Regions from separate parts of the Mus musculus genome. Here region 1 is linked to region 2. Evidence: chromatin loops called from intact Hi-C (ENCODE). Cell type or tissue: left cerebral cortex. All regions are shown on one strand. Region 1 overlaps Ints12 (integrator complex subunit 12). Region 2 has its middle 200 kb from the start of Tacr3.

Region 1 (5,000 bases), 1.5 Mb before region 2:
TATTCAATATTTCAATGCATGGCATTTAGATTTAGAAACCTAGAGATGAGTTACTGTCTACAGAGGTCTTCTATAAATGTAGTATTTTCCCCCTAGTGCTGTAGCTGGAACTCCAGGGCCTTACATGCTAAGTATGCTTTACAGCTGAGCTGTATCCCCCAAGCTTTCAGAGTACTTTGTTTGAGGGTGGAGGCTGTGAGAGTCACACACAAACAGAGAGAGAAAGAGACTGGGACCGAGACAGAGCCAGAGAGAATGAGTTTGTTGGAGCTGGTTCTATCCCTCCACCTTTACATGGGTTTCAGGGATTACACTCGGGACTCCAGGGTTGTATGGAAGCTTCTTTACTCAGTGAGCCCCGGCCTTAGTGGGTTTTGTTTCTTTTGTTTGTTTACTTGTTTTACTTGTTTTTTGTCTGTATTTGTATCCCTAGCTGTTTTGGAACTCACTAGGTAGACCAGGCTGACCTGGAATTGACAGAGATTCAGGTTCTTCTACCTCCCATAAGTCTTTAAGACAAGGCCTTAATGTAGAAATCAGGCAGGCCTTCGTACTCCTTTTAGAGCCCAGGCTGCCCCTATGCTCCTAGTCTTCTTGCTTCCGCCTCCTGAGTACTTAGAGACAGATGGCACTAGGCCCAGATACTAGGCTGATTATCTGAGGGACTTAATTGAACATCCACAGATTTTGGTTTTTGTCAGGGGTTCCGAAACCCATCCTGCATGGGTAACAAAGAGTAGCTGTACCATAGTTTGGGATTTTCCTTTATTGAAAACAGGAGGGTTATCTTGTTAAAATAATATTTAACAAACCCTAATTTGCATGATTGATGGTATCATTACTCTTCAGAAACTAATGAAATCTGTAAAACTATATGTTGATTTCTTTTGATATTTCAATATCATCACAATATTTTTAGAACTATTGTTAACGTTCAATGTTTATAGTTTTTAATGCATTTTTAATTTTGTTATTTAATAAAAATTTTTATGTATAATTATCCACCTGTTTTTCATAGGCTCAGAAAACTCAGAAGCCACCACAGAAACCAGCGCCCACTGTTGTTTCTGTGACTCCAACTGTCAAGGATCCATTAGTCAAGAAGCCAGAAACCAAACTTAAACAAGAGACAACCTTCCTAGCATTCAAGAGAACCGAAGTTAAGGTAAAGTGTTTGTTTTCATCCGCGTTAAACCTCAGTGTGGCTGACTGAAGGGTAGGCTCTCATAAAACTTTGATGAGAAACTTTATTATGTGTCTGATGTTGGAAGTGAAGAACACTAATAATTAATTAGATAGGAGGGGAGCATTTATATCAGAATTTACTTTCTACACTGAAGTGTGAGGTGGTGCTAGGTTCCCAAGGTTGTAGTGCTTCATGTCTGTGCATCCTGGTTGTGCTCTACACCATCTGTCACTGTGGAGCAGCCCAGGCCACAGCGGTCATTAGAGTCAGGTGCTCAGCACAGCCACCTTGCTTTCCTGTCCATCCTTCATTGACCACTGGTCTCTTAGTCACTTTAAATAAGTTCTCTTTGGTGGAGCAGATAGTTTCATGTCTTATAGAAGGGAAAGGAGAAAAATGGATTTTTCAAACTGAAAATTAAGTTTGCCACACTGTGTTCTTTGCTTTCATTTTCTGTCACCAGCAGTGTGTGTCCCAGGAATTTATGTTTTGTAAGATGTTTTTCCTAATCAGGATATCATGAGATAATTATATAATGCTATTATAAAAATGTGGCTTTTCAGGACATGTGAACAAAAGTTTCAACTTTTCGTATCAATAAAAACCCCAAAGCACTCTTATTTTGATTGCTTTTTCTGGTGCTTAAAAGTAGTCATATACAGGCTATGTTGAAGGCAACTTTGTAAGAGCTAAAGAAGTCTTGCCTACTATTTCATAAGAGCTCAATTCTAAAATACAAATAGATATTCTAGATACTACATCACTATTTTTATACTTTATGTATTTTTCTCTTTAAATACAGACAGTCCTATATCTGACTTCCCCTTTGAATGCTTTTGTGAGCTTGTCTCAGTGTGAAGAAGGTAGACAGACTGTGAGTGGACAGAAGTCACCCTATATGCTTACAACAGCAATCAGCAATGCTTAGGGCCTCTTGTCTGTCTGTGTAGGAAGTTGATCAGAGAAGCCGAAATGTTAGAGTTGACACGTGAGCCAGGAGTGTGTCAAACCTCCCCAAAATGCCTGTGCCACCCAAGAGGCAGATGCAAAGTCTACTATGTGAAAGTTGGGGTCTATTACTATAGTTTCAATGGAAACACACTGCAAAACTGCTTTTATGAGTTCTTTTTAATGTATCCTCAGTTTACACATCTGAGGATATTTTATAGTAGAATAGATGTTGAAATTTTTGTGGCAACTTGATTATTTTAAGTGAGTGTAGAACTTCTATATAGACATTTCCTTTAACACATCTATCAATGATTGAATCTTTGTCTTAGGTATTTTCTCCTGAGTGTCTTGTGTGTAAACAGTTTTTTTTGGTTTGGTTGTTTTTTTTTAAATTAAAGTAGATTGGATTTAAAAGTGTCATGAGCTAGGTGAAACTTTGGGTGGTAAGAAAAGTGACTTGAAGAACTAAATCTGATTCTCTTCTGTCGTTTGTGACTGAATCTTAGGGCAGTTCCCAAAAAGAATTTCATGTATTTTCTCTGGAGTCATTAAAACAGTGTGGCATTCAGGAACTGCAAGTTGTGTAGCAGTCTCCCTGACTACAGAAACGCCCATGTGTTTCCCAATTCAGCTTCATAAGAACCTAATTTTGTTTTGTTGTCCATATTGTCCATGCATTACTTCTTTATATACAAGTAAGCATTTATATTCAAAGACATACAGGTGTTGATTATATTTGGCTCTAATGTAAGACTTATATTTTTTATTTTTTTTTAGCCATCCACGGTTATTTCAGGAAATTCTTCTAGTAACAACGTGTCCTCTTCAGTAACTAGTGGCCTAACTGGATGGGCAGCTTTTGCAGCCAAAACTTCTTCAGCTGGTCCATCAACAGCAAAATTGAATTCAGCAGCACAAAACAGTAGTGGAAAACCTGCTGCCTCATCCTCTAACCAGAAGCCTGTGGGTTTGACTGGTCTGGCAACATCATCCAAAGGTGGAATAGGTTCCAAAATAGGTTCTGGTAACAGCACTAGCCCCTCTGTCCCGTTGAAACCGCTTCCACCACTAACCTTAGGCAAGACTGGCCTGAGTCGCTCAGTGAGTTGTGATAACGTCAGCAAAGTGGGTCTTCCTAGTCCTAGTAGTTTAGTTCCTGGAGGCAGCAGCCAATTGAGTGGGAATGGAAATAGTGCTACAACGGGGCCCAGTGGAAGTACCACCAGCAAAGCCACATCAGAGACCAGCAGCAGTACCTCAGCATCTCTTAAAGGTCCAACTTCTCAAGAATCACAGCTCAACGCAATGAAGCGATTACAGATGGTCAAGAAGAAAGCTGCCCAAAAGAAACTCAAGAAGTAATATGGCCAGATAGATTTTTATATCATATTACTCTAAAACTTAAAAAACAAAACAAAACAAACAAAATAAAACCCTTACTGGGACAAAAGTTGTAATGTACTGTACCTTAATAAAAATCTTGATCAAATCTCTATTGTTTGTTACATTAAAATGCTAATATTATTTAGCCAAACTTGGATCTATTTATTTCAGTCTGTTTAGCATTTTTAATTTCCATAGTGTGTGAAAATAGTGATTATAATGACTGATGCATGACAAGAGCTTCAAGAAATTGATGGCGCATACAGATGAAAAGAAATGGCTCACCTGGTACCTTATGGGTGGCAGGGACAACTCAATAGAAAGTGTTCCAGCGTTTTATAAAATCTGAAATGTTCAGTGTCAGTCATTGTCCTCATGTCAGCTAGTATCTCTCTCCAATTACCTCCTCTTTTATCAAAATTAATTTTGAAAGTGATTTCCCATAGCTCCCTATCATGTCTTTAGCTCTCAACCACCCCTTATCAATTACTTAGGGCGTTATTTATTCCAGTAGATTATGAATGCTCATACAGTATACTTTCTCACGTTGCCCACTTTCCGTACCTGGCCAGTGTGTGGATATGTGCAGATATGTACATTTAATAAATGCTGACTTGGCTCATCCTGGTTGCACATTCTGAGAATCATTGAGAAGAGTATCCATTTCCAAGAGGCTTGGCAGATGGGCATTTATGACTAGTTTGCACCCAGCTTCTTCCTCATGGTGAAAGGACAAGCTGTTTTTAATACTTCAAGAACGTTTGGTGTGGTTTATCTTTGTATGAAAGAGGCTCCTACCTAATGATTAGTCCTTGAGGTTTCTGTCAGAACGTGCTCATATGCTTTGAATATTGTTAGGATATGGTTTGTCTTAAGGTTTTATGTGTTAGGAAGCATAATCCCCAATATGGCAATGGAGTTGGTGGTTGACAGGTGGAGCCTGTTGGGGGAAGAGTATGCCCTTGGGAAGGATTAATTAGTCCTCATATGTCCACTGACTAATTCTGGCCAAGAGTGGAGTTATAAAAGGCTATCCCAGAATTGACCCTTGGGCAAAATCTCCTCTGAACTCTTGCCGTGATGTGATCCTATATACATGGTCCAAGCCATTGTCTTGTAAGCTAATGAATTACCCATTAGTTTACATATATATATGTATATATGTACATACCCCAACAGAGAATACTTTCTGTATCTGACCAGTAAATGTATTATAGAAAAATAGCTTCCTTTCTTTTTTATAATCAATGAATACCTCATTATTTCCCAAAAATGAATCTTGTGATTTCCTATATTCATTGAGTCAAATTGCTTTAAATCTAATCTCAGTGTATCTTTATCCCTAGATGTTCTAACATCATTATTCTAAAAATAAATTGATAATCATTGTAAAAGAGAAAACTTTTAAATTAAGCTTGGTCTTTTTCTATGGAAGTATTTTAAACTGTTAAATAATGGCGTTAAATTGTTCATAATAAAT
Region 2 (5,000 bases):
TTATTCCTAATTGATTGCATTGTGTACTAAGGAGATACTGTCTCTCTGTTATCATACTGTGTATGATATTATCCTTGATCTTAAACTAACCAACTTGGAGGAATAAAGGGGGAAAAGAAAAGAAACATGTTAATTTGTCTTTTCTCAAACATGGAATACTCTGACTGTTACACAAATAGTAATTTTCTTTGTTATATGTTAAAAGTGTTAACAATTAGCCAGAGAATGGGAAGAAATGATCTGTGGGGAACTCTTAAGGGAGTGCGAATTCCAAAATTAATTTTAAACATCTATAATGAGGACAAGAATAGAGGAGAGACAAAATGAAAGGAAAGAGAAGGAGAGAAGAAATGAAGGAGGAGGAAGGAAAAAAAGCTAAAAGGAACAACTGATGCTTCCCGTTCACATCCGGGATGTCTGTCGGCCAGCTCAGGATGTCTGTCGGCCAGCTCAGGATGATTCCCTAGTCCAGAGCACCAGGTATGACCAATCCCATGTTTAAATAGGCCTGCTCCAATCCAGGTCTCTGCTAAAGGAAAGAATAAAACACTAGGAGAGAAATGGATCCTGTGGCTGACAAAACCACAAATATGCCACACAATTTCTATGAGCTATTAAATATGTAAAATTAAAGGAGGGGAGAGAGGTGGTGTTATCAAATCCATTGTATACACAAAAGTGAAAATTTCAAGAAATATATTTTAAAAATTCTTCTAAAAGGCTTTCAATACAAGATGGACAAGATCCCCCCCCCCGTGTGTGTTTGTGTGTGTGTGTGTGTGTGTGTACTTTTTACTGTTTTATATTTTTGTTTTTTAAGAAAGGAAAAAGAACATAAAGTTGGATGATGGTGGGGAATCTGGGAAGAGTTGGGGGATGGGAAAAATATGATCAATATATATTACATTCTGATTTTTAAGAGATAAAATGAATTCTAATTCCGTATTCAACAAAAAAAAAAAATCTTCAGAAAGTGACCATTTTAAAATAACATTTTACCATTGAGAAGAAGACATTGAAGAAATGATGTATGTTTCGAAATATTTTGAATTTAAAGACCTTTCACATTACCTAGCTAGGAGGACAGACAAACCGTGATTTTTTTTTTAAACAAATATCCACATATCATTCCCGTCTTCCAGACCTGGAAATGGATTTTATAGCTTGAGAGCATGACAGAAACATCTTCTGCTGGATTTAAAGGCTGGCTTCATGGTCGCATGAAAGAAGATTAGGGTGGGTGTGGGGAGAAGCAGGGCTGGACTTCCGTTCAAACGCCTCAACTATAAAAGATGAGTCATTGCTGCGGGTTAGTCAAGCTGACCCTTAGTGTGAAGGAATTGCAAAATGAAAAATAAATAACTCCACTGACTTAGAATATATGCCATTTCAGGGAGAGGGAGAGAGAGAGAGAGAGAGAGAGAGAGAGAGAGAGAGAGAGAGAGAGAGAGAGAGAGAGAGAGAGAGAGAGAGAGAGAGAAAGAACAACCCTTTGTGTTTGCTCTGCTAGGAAAAAAGAAAGAAACTGTGTATCTCTTAAGTGATGACTGATTATTTACCTATGAACGAGGCCATCCGTATCTTTATAGCTGTAGCTAAACACTATGTCCCTGTCATCAGTCTCAGCAAATGGAACAGCAGAAGCCCCCACAGAAGCAAGGGTGCAAATCCCTTTATCTGTCTTTGATTATATCTAAACGGGATGGTTAATGGGCCTTGTGCTGAAGCTTCTAGTAAATTGGCCATTTGCTTTCACGAACACATTCTGGAATAGCTTCCAGGAAAAGCAGGCAAATGAATTAATATTTACCTCTGTAGCCATGATTTCCCCCCATAGCTCCTCTTCTTCCCCTTGAGAATTATAGGAGAAAACGAAGAGCAACGAGTGCCACGGAGCCGCGATCTTCCAGTGCCACCTAGTGCTGCTTTTATTTCTGAACTGCGCTGGCAATTTTTATTAATGGCTGAGTAATTCCAGATGTTTTTGACTTACAAGACTGAAAGCTACTCAATCTTTATTCCACATGGAATGCTTCTCAGTAATAATTTCTGCAAATAAGAAAATGAAGGAAACAACACCCGGGCATCATGGAAGTTTGAAAGGGAACCCAGGCAAGATATCTTTAACTTTGTTTTCTGAAAAGTTGCCTTTTACAATTCTGAGCTCTTCCCAGGGGAACACTTTCTCCCGCTGTCAGCATTCGGTGGTTGCTTGCAGTTCTTTGTCTCGGGTTGAGTCTCCTTGAGTGTAGGGTGATTCTTCCACACTGGGTGTCGATTCCTTCCACTTAGGGTGTGGATTTCTGTTGTCAGCGCTCAGGTCATGTTTGGGCAGACGAGGGAGGAAAATGACGTAATTACCATAATCCCAAGAATGTTTTAAAAAATCAAATCGCTACCAAAAACTCAAGAAAATAAAAGCCATTTCTTTGATCTAAAAAAATACAGTTTGATCTATGAAAATAGCTATCTTAGTTCTCTAATTTGACAGAGTCCACTAATATTTAATGATTTTACTACCCAACCATCAAATAGCACAGATGAGAAATGTGAAAAACTCTGGCTGGTTGGTTTTCTTCTCTATTAAAATGAGGTTTTTAACCCTGCAGCATGCTAACCTTTGTTGTAAGGACTTTCTTCTCCGTCCATCTGTGTAAGTTCTGCTGCGGCTGACACTTTGTTCATGGGAAAGGAAAAGTGAAAATAAACAGCCTTTGAATGCAGTAGATGTGTGTGCGTGTGTGTTATGTAGGGTATGCAAGACATGTGTGCTGTGTCTGTGTGATGTGTGAATGTGGAGTATGTATATGTGTTATGTGGGTGGTATGTGTGTGTACATGGTGTGTTGTGTGTGTGAATGGTTTAAATGTGTTGTTTGTGGTGAATGTATAGGTGTTATATGGTATGTAGTATCTATGGTGTGTATACATGTGTGGTATGTGTGGCGTATTATGTGATATGCATGTATGTTGTATGTGAGTGTATTATATGTGGCATGTGTATGTCTATGAGTGTGTGGTGAATATGTGTGTGTGTGTGTGTGTGTGTGTGTGTGTGTGTGTGTGTGCGTGCGCGCGCGCGCAATGGAAGCTAGAATTCACTGAACCTGGACTTCGTAGAAAGGCTAGGATGGCTAGCCAACAAAACTAAAGGATGCTTTTGGTCCTGCCTTCTTGGTGGGGGAATGTATGTGTCACTGTGCCAGGATTTATGTGGGTGGTGGAGTGGTCATGTTTGTGGAGTCAGAACTGCCAACTTCTCTCACTTTCCCAAGAAGCCTTCTCCCTATCTTTGATTGTTGTGGACATTGATAATGCTGTTGCACAAGAAACTCAGCTCCACCTTAGTTTGACAGCATTATCTATGCTGAATTGCAAAGATAAAGGCACTTCCATAGCTACAAGATCTCCAAGTTATAAATTCAAATTCCAGGGTCTACAAGCAGGATGTAAAATTTTGGTTTAACATGCTAGTTAAACATTAAACAAAGTAAAGCTTCTGTGTGAAATGCAAGTGTGGAATGATACTTTGCAAAAGTGGTAACTCTTGAATCCTGATTGACAGTATTTTGACAGCACATTTCATCCTGTCAAAACTGACTGTGATTCGTGATGGATCAACTGAAAGAAAAAAAGAAAGGAAGAAGAAAAGAAAAAAAGTGAAGAATACATGGTATTCTAAAATTGATAACAGCTTATCATTTCTTTTAAAATATTCTTTTAAAATTAATTTATATTTTACACTCCATATTCAGTTCCCCAACCCCCCATCCAACTCTCTAACTCCTCCACATCCCACACCCCCTCCCCACCCCCCTGTCTCTGTGTGGATGTCTCCAACCTCCAACCCACCTGACTTCTAAAATCCCTGGATCCTCCAGTCTCTTGAGGGTTAAGTGCATCATCTCTGACTGAACACAGACCCAGAAGTCCTCTACTGTATGTGTGTTGGGGGCTTCATATCAGCTTGTGTATGTTGTCTGGTTGTCCAGTGTTTGAAAGATCTCAGGGATCCACATTAATTGAGACTACTGTTCCTCCTACAGAATCAGTCTTCTCCTCAGCTTCTTTCAGCCTTCCCCAGTTCAACAACAGCTGCTTCTGTCCATTGGTTGGGTGCAAATAACTGCATCTGACTCTTTCAGCTGCTTGTTGGGTCTTTCAGAGGGCAGCCATGATAGTTCCCTTTTGTTCTCTCTCTCTCTCTCTCTCTCTCTCTCTCTCTCTCTCTCTCTCTCCCTCTCTCCCTCCCTCTCTCTCTCTCTCTCTCTCTCTCCCTCTCTCTCTCATTCCACACACAGTCAAGACACACACACACACACACACACACACACACACACGGCTCTGTGTGTATGTTCCATAAATGTAGAAAAATTTTACTGAGTTAGAAAGCATAATGGAAGAGATAGAGTCCCAGCTGGACATGATTTTCACCAAAAGAAGTTTTTGATACTGGGATTTGGTTACATATAATTGAGTTGTTGGCCAAAGTAACCCCCTATCATGGGAATCTCCAAAAATGAGGCTGTTGCCAAGACTATAAATTGCTTTCCATAAACTCACAGTAAGGCCCAATTGCTGAAGACAACACCTATACAACTCATTCAACATAAGGATGTCCTAAATAGAATTTAGTGCCTAAATAGAATTTTCATCCCTATGTTCCAGTGTCGTTGATACAAGAATGTACTCTGCACACTATCAAAAGAAAAATGTAAACAACAAGCCAGCCACATACCCTTTATCTAAATGGTTTACTATTTGCATGTTAGGGCAACAGTGAAACAAAGCTTGGGAATAAACCAGTATTGAATTTGTCTTGAGGCACACTCCATGAGATAGAACCCATACCCAACACTGCCTAGGTGACCAGGAACCTATAGAAGAACCAAGTAATACTGGTCTAAAAAATAAGAAAAGAAAAATATATAGTGATAAATGACTCCTATTTATATTCTGGTATATTCATAGTTCAGTGACTTGTTCAGCTATCAACAGAGA

Evidence for each region. A loop is a pair of places that touch in the nucleus more often than their neighbours do. Peaks named below come from ENCODE experiments on the same cell type or tissue, not always from the same donor. Only the 100,000 strongest peaks of a DNase experiment are listed, where the experiment ranks them.
Region 1: it touches region 2 in a loop (4-fold over the local background); 11 of 42 quality-filtered maps call a loop at or near these places.

The regions. Positions count from the first base shown.
Region 1 is chr3:133,105,921-133,110,920 of GRCm38, forward strand. It overlaps Ints12 (integrator complex subunit 12), which reads left to right. Exons shown (of 7, transcript NM_027927.4): 6 at 1,019-1,165; 7 at 2,915-5,000. The coding sequence ends at 3,499. Among named protein-coding and RNA genes, the nearest start is that of Ints12, 17 kb to the left of the region's middle. In left cerebral cortex, no CTCF peak of the experiment used is centred here; a DNase peak (open chromatin) is centred at 2,748.
Region 2 is chr3:134,628,092-134,633,091 of GRCm38, forward strand. No RefSeq gene overlaps it. Among named protein-coding and RNA genes, the nearest start is that of Tacr3, 200 kb to the right of the region's middle. In left cerebral cortex, a CTCF peak has its summit at 1,923 (motif pointing left); DNase peaks (open chromatin) are centred at 1,276 and 1,825; H3K4me3 peaks cover 389 bases.